2 separate regions of the Homo sapiens genome follow, and region 1 is linked to region 2. A link is an interaction called in ENCODE POLR2A ChIA-PET data of the cell type or tissue named here. Cell type or tissue: MCF 10A. All regions are shown on one strand.

What was found. ChIA-PET counts read pairs that join two places held together with the same protein. Peaks named below come from ENCODE experiments on the same cell type or tissue, not always from the same donor. Only the 100,000 strongest peaks of a DNase experiment are listed, where the experiment ranks them.
Region 1: POLR2A ChIA-PET joins it to region 2 with 22 read pairs; 15 of 35 experiments call an interaction of 5 or more read pairs at or near these places.

Annotation. Positions count from the first base shown.
Region 1 is chr12:46,355,638-46,360,637 of GRCh38, reverse strand. SLC38A2 (solute carrier family 38 member 2) reads left to right here. Exons shown (of 16, transcript NM_018976.5): 16 at 1-2,450. Among named protein-coding and RNA genes, the nearest start is that of SLC38A2, 15 kb to the left of the region's middle. In MCF 10A, no CTCF peak of the experiment used is centred here; a DNase peak (open chromatin) is centred at 3,017.
Region 2 is chr12:46,258,207-46,263,206 of GRCh38, reverse strand. The region is part of intron 1 of SLC38A1 (solute carrier family 38 member 1); the gene reads left to right. Among named protein-coding and RNA genes, the nearest start is that of SLC38A1, 8.3 kb to the left of the region's middle. In MCF 10A, no CTCF peak of the experiment used is centred here; a DNase peak (open chromatin) is centred at 1,946.

The DNA.
Region 1 (5,000 bases), 97 kb before region 2:
TTTTACTTTTAAGAAATTGCTTTTTTGAACTTTATTCAGAAGCAGTTATCAATAAATTCCATAAAATAATGTCATTGGTATTTAAAAATGAATATTAATATAATGAAATGGTTTGCCTTTTTGTAGGCATAATAAGCCAAATACTTTTTTACCCAAAATAATTTTTAGAGAAAATGATGTAATGAAAAATTGTACCATGAATTAGGAGCATAGTTTTTTCCATTTAAACGTCACCATTACTTAAAAGATGATTGATTATTGCTATACCAAATCAGATGAACTCTGTTCATCACTTTTCTTCTCTGTCCCCAAACAATTTGGTTCATTCAGACTGAAATGTTTGTGTCTTCAACTTATTAGAATGGAAGATAATGCAGATATTTCTGTGGGAAATAAAATAACTAATTTTGAGGTACCAAATAGTGCAATTGGGTAAAACAGGGTTTATTCAGTTGCATCTGTCTCCAGTGTTGTATTGACAGCTCTGGGTCTTTTTTTGGGCCAGCCCTTTTTTGACATTGCTTCCAGCAGTGGAAAATGGGCATTTGATGGCAATAGGCCAAAATTATTGTGTCCAGAGAGTACACTTTTTCAAAATGCTCACCTACTGGAAGTGTGAATTACTTGACAATGTATGGCTTAGTTGTGTTCATGTTTTGTCTACAGTAGAGGTCTAATCCACAGGTTACACCTATGTTTGATATGATATAAGTTCTCTTTGCGTAGGCCACTGGGTTTCTCATGCAGTAAGCTTTATAAAAACTCATTTGCACTGGACTGTCATCTCATTCTTGTACAACGTAGAATTACTTGTTTACATCCAACAAATGGTTAGCTAGGGAAAACAGTGCAAACTGAGTGTTAGTAGTCATTTTGGTCCAACTGCATGTCAACCCTTCCATTTCAATCCCAGTTAGAAATGAAAATAATTACTTTGAAACTTGGCTTTAAGAGCACATTTATCGTACGTCACAGTGTATGGTGAATATATTATTAAATAATGTGGTACTTCGCTCATCAGGCATAATGTCTAAAATCTAATATACATAATTCCATTAAGTGGTTGAAGGAAGCAAATAATGGAATTGTCAATTGGTCATCTGGCTGTAAGGTTTGCCCTTGAACTAAAAATGTTGTTTGGGGCAAGGGCCAGAAATGTGGAGACATGGTTTTTGTTACGCATTCTTGTATTATATGTGACTAAATTTACAAACAAGATACATGTGTAATTAAAGACCCTTATGGAACTGGAAGACGTCTTGTAGTGCTACATTGGGTGAAACCGTTGGTCCATTTTTGTCTGTTTCTATGAAGATAAAATAATTGGGGGCCATCTAGAAATAGAAAGGCAGTGGGAAGACAGATTCTACGGCACTGCTTTCATTTAATTGGGCTTTAGGCACTCCATTCGAATGCAGAACCTCACCTCTAGTTGAGACCAAGAATTGGCAAATTTGCATGAGCTCCTGGAAAGAGTTGCTGACTTTGTATCTAAGACCTGCCAGGGAATACCAAGAGTTGTTTCTACAGACTTTTTTTTTTTTTTTTGTATGGGAGAAGATACTGTGGCAACCAGGAAGGAATGGAAAAAAAATTCTTTTCTCTACAGCAAATTAATGTGAGGAAGCTCCTCCAATCCTCTGGCTATTTAAGGTTCAAAATCAAGTGCCTAGGGAAAATTCCAATGGATGATTTTCTGGGAGCTATCTTGTCTACCTTGAGGTTCCTGAACAATGAATTCCCATTAATGAGCAGTCTTCAGTATTAAAACCACTGTCTTGTCACCTCATTTTGCATTACTGTCTTCCGTGGATGTTTCAGTTACAACTGTAATGTTATTTATAGAACAACATTAATCCATTAAAGCTAACCTATTTTTCAATATTTATGATAATCTATGTACATATATTGTCTGTCCATATGTATTTGTAAATAGGTTGTATATAATGTCAGGTTTGGGTCTTGGGTTCAAGTGTATATATTCCTGTAAGTTTCTTAACTGCATTTTGATGAATTCACATTATGTAACTATAAGAATTGTCCCAAAAGTACCTGTACAGAAAATTGAATATTGAAAAATTGACAAATTGTGTACAAACACTAAAAAAAACTTGTTTAAATTGTATTTGCAATAAACAACATCAAATTTTTTCATGAAATCTTGGTACAAATTCAGATCTCTTATTTAAAATTTAAATAAGGAATACATTTTCAAAATGCAGTAATCAAAATGTGATCTAGTGTAATGAAATAAAATGTGATCTAGTGTAATGGAAGACCTTTGAGAACCTGGGTGTATTAACTTTGTGTATATAGTGTAAATATCCCCACTGTACTGTTAGAGGCCAACAATTCTAGTATGGCTTGTTGGCAAAGAGTGCTACACCGTTTCAATGAAACAATGTATGTTTGTTTTAACTGAACTAAAATAAATACATGCTTAATCCTGAGTAGCAGTGTTTTTTGTTTTGTTTTGTTTTGTTTTTTTCAGGTAATGGGATAGGCAGTGTCTAATGCAAATTGCATTGTAACTGCAGTACCTAGCACCTAGTAGGTGTCCATATGTTTGTGATGAATGGTCAGGAAAAAAAGTTTAGGTTCCCAGAGATTCTAAGTTTCCAAAGTGAGAAGGAATGGAAAGTCTTGGAGAGTTGGGGGAAGATGCTAAAATGCATCATAAGAGCCCAGGCTCAGCCCTGCTGATGGAAATAAATAGGTCAATAATGTATCAGAATCAACTGGAGAGCCTTTTAAAACCACAGCTTTCTGAAACGTGCCTAGTTTGTCTGATTGCAAAGGTCCAGCTGTAGGGTAGCCCAGGATCTGGTTTTTTACTTAAGAAGGCCACTCGGGTGATAATGATGCACAAACTCCAGGAGCAATCAAGTGGCCTGGAAAGAAGTTGGGATATGTTCAGTTTGGTGAAAAAGTCACAGGAAAAGAGGAATTAATGGACAAGCTGGTGCGTGTAACAGCATGGTTTTACTTGAGCAACAGTGGAAGTGGGAAGGTTACTAAGATACACAGGCTAGTTTAGGTATGGCCTACTGATAAGTCCGAAAAGCTTGAGGCTTGTGAAATGAAATAACCAGAGCTGAAACAGAAAAGACCACACCTTGGGATAGTCAAGTATGCCTGATGGTAGTTCCAAAGTCAGGAAACGTCTCCAAGAAACTTAATATGCAGTTACTAATGATGGTCAAATGAGAAGGATTAGGAAAGGCAGCAGAATTTGCAACAAATCAATTGAAGAATGACTTGTGGAATTTTCAAGTATTCATAGGCAAGCTCTAACTGAACACCTACCATATGCAACTAACATGCTCATTGGAAAGAGGGTAGGGTTATGTGTCAGACGAGTTCTAACAAAATCCATACACTTTCAAATGTGCTATTTTTTAGAAAAAAATGATACCAGCTGGTCGTGGTGACATACCTGTAGTCCTAGCTACTCCAGAGGCTTAGGCAATAGCAGTACTTGAGCCCAGGAGCTTGAGACTAATCTGGACAGCATAGTGAAACCCTTTGTCTCAAATAAATAAAATACAAAAAATTACCAAAGTGAACCAGAATGCAAATTTATTTATCTACAATTAGAAATATACTGGGTGAAGCCAGGCGTGGTGGCTCATGCCTCTAATCCCAGCACTTTAGGAGGCCAAGGAGGGTGGATTGCTGAAGCCCAGGAGTTCAAGATCAGCCTGGGCAACATGGTGAAACCCCATCTCTACAAAAAAATACAAAAATCAGCCAGGTGGTGTGCACCTGTAGTCCCTGCCACTTGGAAGCCCAGGGAGGTCAAGGCTGCAGTGAGCCGTGATCATGCCACTGCACTCTAGCCTGGGTGACAGAGTGAGACCCTGTTAAAAAAAAAAAAAAAAAAAATTGGGAGTGAAGGAAGGCAGGAAGGGAGTGAGAAAGGAAAGAAATTGGGTTGACATGTCCACTGAATATAAAAATACGGTACTCTAACCAGGGAGCTAGCTATTCCAGAGAGATTTCCATTAAGCTTAAGGAATATTCTAGGAACATTTCTAAATAAAGAACCAGAGCTGTTTGTCTTGACGTAGAAATTTAGAAATACACCTGGACATTTGGCTTAGTCAAATTTCTGATAACAAAAAAATCCGTTTAAATTAGTTTAAGCAAGAATGGCAGATGGAGAGAACTCCTTAAAAGATTGGGATGCCTCAGAGAATTAAAAGATAAACAGCTTCCAAAAATCAAAAACTGTCTTTGTTTTAGAGACCTCAATGACAGAAATGTGTGAAATTTCACTATAGAACTATGCAACTAGATTCTGAGCTTCTTGTTTTCAGTTCAATTTCTCAATACAAATCGGCCAGTAATGGGTCAAGATTCCACCCTAATCTCAAATGTAGTTTGGTGGGCAGGGTAACACAGTACAAATAGCTGCCAGGACCTACCCATATGGTGGGCAGAATAGTTTTCAGAGGAGAGGTACAATGGTCATGCACTAGAAATAGGCTAGAAAACTGGGACCAACTGTCCTGTTTTAACACTGAAAGTCCTGCATCCTGGAAACCACAGTCCCAGGCAAACTGGGAATGGTTGGTAACCCTAGCTAAGAAGGCAACCCCCAAAATGTTTAATGAAACAGTCCAGAGATATTGATACATTTATTTTCTTTGGATTTCTTTTCTCTAGGCTTCCATGCAGGACACTAACCTTCTTTTATGACTTTGCCCCAATTCAATGGTTGATTGCTTCCTCAAATCACATTTTTTCTGACTTCCCCACCACAACAGCTATAAGCTTCATAGGAACAGACATCTATCTTTTAATCAATTTATCCCCAACACAGCCGAGCGCGGTAGCTCATGCCTCTAATCCCAGCACTTTGGGAGGCTGAGGTGGGCAGATCAAGAGGTTAGGAGATTGAGACCATCCTGGCTAACACAGTGAAACCCCCTCTCTACTAAAAATACAAAAAATTAGCCGGGCGTGGTGGCGGGCACCTGTAGTCCTAGCTACTCGGG
Region 2 (5,000 bases):
CTCTCCTCTGGAGAGCGTTTAAAATAACCATGCTTGGATCCTGTCCTATACCAATTAAGTCAGAGACTGTTGTGTGTGTAGTGTCCCCTTATCACTTTTATTTTTTTAAAGCTCCCCAGTTTGTTCCAATGTCCTGTTAGAACTGAGGCCTATTGGCCTACAAAGGCAACTATTCAAGAGATTTGTCTACAAGTCCACCTTCTTATCTTTGGAAGTGATTCATTAAGAAATAGTGTATAGAATCATTAATTCAGAGAACTGGGAGAGGTCTTTGAGAGAGCAGCCATTAATCCAATCTTCTTATTTTAAGGTGAGGAGACAGAGACCCAGAGAGGAGAAAGGAATTGTTCTGAGACTGTAACCATCATCTGGTATTGAATTATATAGTGTCTTTTATTACATTTTCTCTTTTCAAATAAAAGTCTATTTTTAAGATTTCTTTTTATAAATGATCCTCTTTATATGCAGCACTTTGTGATGCTTTAAAGTTCTTATTATTTCTGTTTTTCCTTGAGTATTTTGTTAGGAGTCATAACTTAGCTAGGGCTTAAAAACAAACACACAAAACTGTATCCATCTTTTTTAGTACAATAGCAATCCTTGATCAGAAATATCTTTAGAACAAAAAACATATATGCAAATAAAGAGATTTTTCTCAAGGGCTGAAATATTCCAGGCTGTTTTCAACTGCATGAGTTTTTAGTAATTATTTAAATCCATTAATTTTCAATTGACAAGAAATATTTTTAATTTTGTTGGTATTCACACTACTCATATACACTCACTGTTCTAATTAATTAAGATTCAATTCTTTTGGTGTTTTTTTTTTAAATGTAATATACAGTCTGTCCTCCTATATCCAGTTATAGGTTGACTTCATTAACTTTAGAGTTTATTTTTTCTGTCTTGAATAAATTGGAATTGTTTCAAAATTTCTGATATAGATAGGTTAGTTACCAACATCATAAGCTGGTCATGTTGATAACAGACATTTAAAAGATCATATGGGAACTTGAAGACAAGAGGAATTATGGAACGATTAAGAGCAGGTTTTGGGATCCTGTTAAGATAGGATGCACTGGGCAATTTGTCCAAGGAAGTTAGCGGTTCATCTCCATGCCCCACAAAGAGGGGGTCCATACTCATCCCCTGTGAGCTTCTGTAACACAGGGCTTCTTGCCCTTCACACTACTGGCATTTGGGGCCAGACAGCTCTTTGTTGTGTGTGGCTGTCCTGTGCATTGTATGATGTTTACCAGCATCCCTGGTCTTTCTCAACTAGATGCCTGCAGCACCCCCTCACTTACTGCAACCCAAAATGTCTCCAGGCATTGCCAAATACCTCCTGGGGGCAGGGAGAGGGACACAATTGTCCCCAGTTGAGAACCACTTCTTTAATACAACTCCTTCTCTGGACTTTTAGAAATCATGCCAAGAATTCTTAAACATTCCAAGCATAGTGGCTGGGACAGTAATGATAAATACCTTCCGTTTATATAGTTCTTTACAATACTAAATGCATTTTTACATAAATCCCACACGCCCAGATCAAATGTAAAGGAGATCAGGTGGTAAACTTAATGAAAACTATGAGGTAGGGCTATCCACATTGCTTCATGTTCCCATTTTTGTTTTGTTTTCCATGGGAAGATGGTGTTTGTGATGCTCACTGAATATATTGTCTGCAGGCAGGTGATCATAGCTTTCTTTTTAAATTTAGTCCTCATTTTTATTGTTAACATGTGTTTACTGTCACCATATACTAGACCTTTGAGATGTATGGTCCTTGTCCCCAAGGAATTGAAATTGTAAATAAAAAGATTACTGAAATATGAGCCCCCTTGCTATAAGCCAGTGAGTAATCTACACGAAACTGCTGTAAGAATTCATCACAGGTAAACAGTCAAGCAGGTTCTCAACTGGAACAATTATGTCCCTCTCCCTGCCCCCAGGAGGTATTTGGCAATGCCTGCGTTGGTCATTGGAGAAAGGCATCACAGAAGAGTTGGCTTGAATTTTTTAAAAAAGCAAGCAAGCTGGGCTTTGAAAGAAAGGTCATACTTAAGTTAGCATAGGCTTCATGGGAAGGTGGAGAGGGTGTGTCCAGGATCAGGGGGATGGTGTGAACAAAGCAGAAAACTGCATAAGAGTAGACCCATTGCAGGAATGGAAAATTAGAAGGAATATAGTGGGAGCATAAATTAAAGAGAAAGCTGTCTGAGGTTCTAGAGATTAGACCTCATCCTGTAGAGGGAACAGTTATGATTGGCAAGGCAGAAAGAGGAATGTGCAAGACTGTCTTTTCAGGAAGAATCTGCCTCTATAGGTGGGAGAGGGCAAGAAGCAGGAGGTAGCGTGGCGGAGAGTGACTGTGGCAAAGTTCAGGCTGTGAAACTGTAAGGAATAAGGGAAAGGAAAAGGATTTTGTGAAGGAATGTTGGCAGGACTTGGCAACTGATTAGATATGAGGTTGTATGAAAGCCATACTCAAGTTTCAAGTCTGAGTGACAAGGAGAAGGTGCATTATATCTTTAACAGAAATAGAATGCTGGCATGTGAGGTCAGGTGATGCGTTCTGCTTCAGGCATGTGGAATCTGAGGTAATGATAAACATCCTAATGGAGCAGTCCAGAAGGCAGCAGGAGTCTGAAAAGAATTTATGGAAATGTTTCTGAGAAGGAAAGAACCTGAGAGATAACCTCTCTTTCATGCCCTCTCATTTTACAGATGAAGAAACATGTGACATGTTAAGTGGCATGATCATGATCAAGTTGTATTTATGAGGGAGATCCTATTTCATAACGCAAAGGAATTCTAGTTTTATAAAGTGAAAAAGACTGGGAAGAAAGATCTGAAAGATGCCTTTGTAGAATGAAACTTGACACTACAGCCCTGAAGCCCTAAAAAGGAAAGAATTTGGAATATGTGGAGCAAGAAGAGTCGAGGCCCAAAGAGCTACTTCTACACAGAAAGTTGGGAGGAGGAGGGATCTGGCAGAGGAGACCAAGAAGGTCTTGGGAGGATGCAGTGTGGAGTTATTTGGGAGAAGTCAGAAAACAGGAACAATGGTCACAATAATTTACAAAACCCGGGCCAGACGCTGTTCTAAGTGCTGCACATGGACCAAGTCATGGAATCTTTATGACTGTATCAGATGGGTATTGCTTTAAGTCCATTTTACAGATGAGGAAACTAAGGCAAAGAGAAGTTAACCTTCTTTCCTGGGGCTACACAGCTTCTAAGTGGTGGAGCCAGAATTTCCTAATCAGGCATGATTTCAGGGGAGTGGTGGCAGGAGCAAGTAGTTTAGAGACTGCTAGCAGTAAAGAGAGGGGTGTGATGATAGTTCAAGGTTCTAGACAGAGTTATGTTCCAGATAAAGAGCTCTGAGGATGATGGATGTCAAGAAGGGAAGGCAGAGAGAGGAAGTAGAGAAACAAGGTCCTAGCAGAAGAGCCAGGACCTTAAGCACAGGTTAAACCATTAGTCTTGGGCAAGAAGAGAGTAAAACCACTTATTTTTCTGAGACCACTTACTAGCTTCCCAGGTTTTTCACTACCAAAGGCCATTTTTATTATTCCCCACCTTCCAAAAGCCCCAGATTTTCAAAGATTTTGATGATCGGCTTTAATTTTTTATTTTAATTAAAGTATAAATTATATGCAATGCAGTGTCCAGATATTAAGTATACTATTTAATGAGTTTTGAGTGTTGACTTTAATATATTAATTCATTTCCCATTTTTATTACTCAAAGGTATATAAAATTGCCAATCAAATTTAGGATTATCACATCAAGTTAATGAAGCCTTGCTAACAGTATGGATACCTCACCATTTAGTTAACCTGTTTAGCCTGTTTGAGGCCTTTTGAAATATAGATCCATGTTAGTTCTTAGATCCTTATCACTATCATCTATGAACCCTGAGGATCCAAGAACCCCAAGTGGGTAAACAGACACAGTCAGTTATGGGACTAGCTGGCCCGGAATTATAGAACCATTGTTGACCTTAGGCTTAACACTTTCTCCGCTTTAAAAATTATATGTATTTAAGGTGTGCAACGTGATGTTTTGGTATACATATGCGTGGTAAAATGGTTACTAGAGTCAAGAAAATTAATATATCCATCATCTCACGTGGTCACTTCTTTTTTGTGGCAAGAGCACCTAGAATCCACTCTTTTAGCAAAAATCCCATATATATAATACAATATTACAGGTTGAGCATCCCTAATCCAAAAATCCAAAACCCTGGCTGGGCACAGTGGCTCACGCCTGTAATCCCAGCACTTTGGGAGGTTGAGTTAGGTGGATCATCTAAGGTTAGGAGTTCAAGACCAGCCTGGCCAACATAGTGAAACCCCATCTCCACTGAAAATATAAAAATTAGCTGGGCATGGTGGCATGTGCCTGTAATTCCAGGTACTCGGGAGGCCGAAGCAGGAGATTCTCTTGAATCTGGGAGGCGGAGGTTGCAGTGAGCAGAGATCTCATCACTACACTCCAGCCTGGGTGACAGAGTGAGATTTCATCTCAATAAATAAATAAATAAACACATTTTAAAAAGTCCAAAACCCACAAAAGTCCAAAACTTAAAACTCTGAGCACTGACACGATGCCCAAGTAGAACATTTTACATCTAACCTCCTGTGATAGGTCACAGTCAAAATGCAGTGAAAACTTTGTCTTATGCACAAAATTATTTAAAATATTATGTAAAATTGCCTTTAGGGTATGTTTGTAAGGTGTATATGAAACAAATGAATTTCAAGTTTGCACTTGGGTCTCGTCCCCAGGATATCTCATAATATGTATGCAAATATTCCAAAATCCAAAAAATCAAAAATCTGAACTACTTCTGTCAGAGGCATGTGAACCAGAGCAACTCCATCTTAAATAGGAGCTGAGTAAAATGAGGCTGAGAGCCACTGAGCTGCGTTTCCAGATGGTTAAAGCATTCTAAGTCACAGAATGAGATAAGAGGTTAGCACAAAGTACAG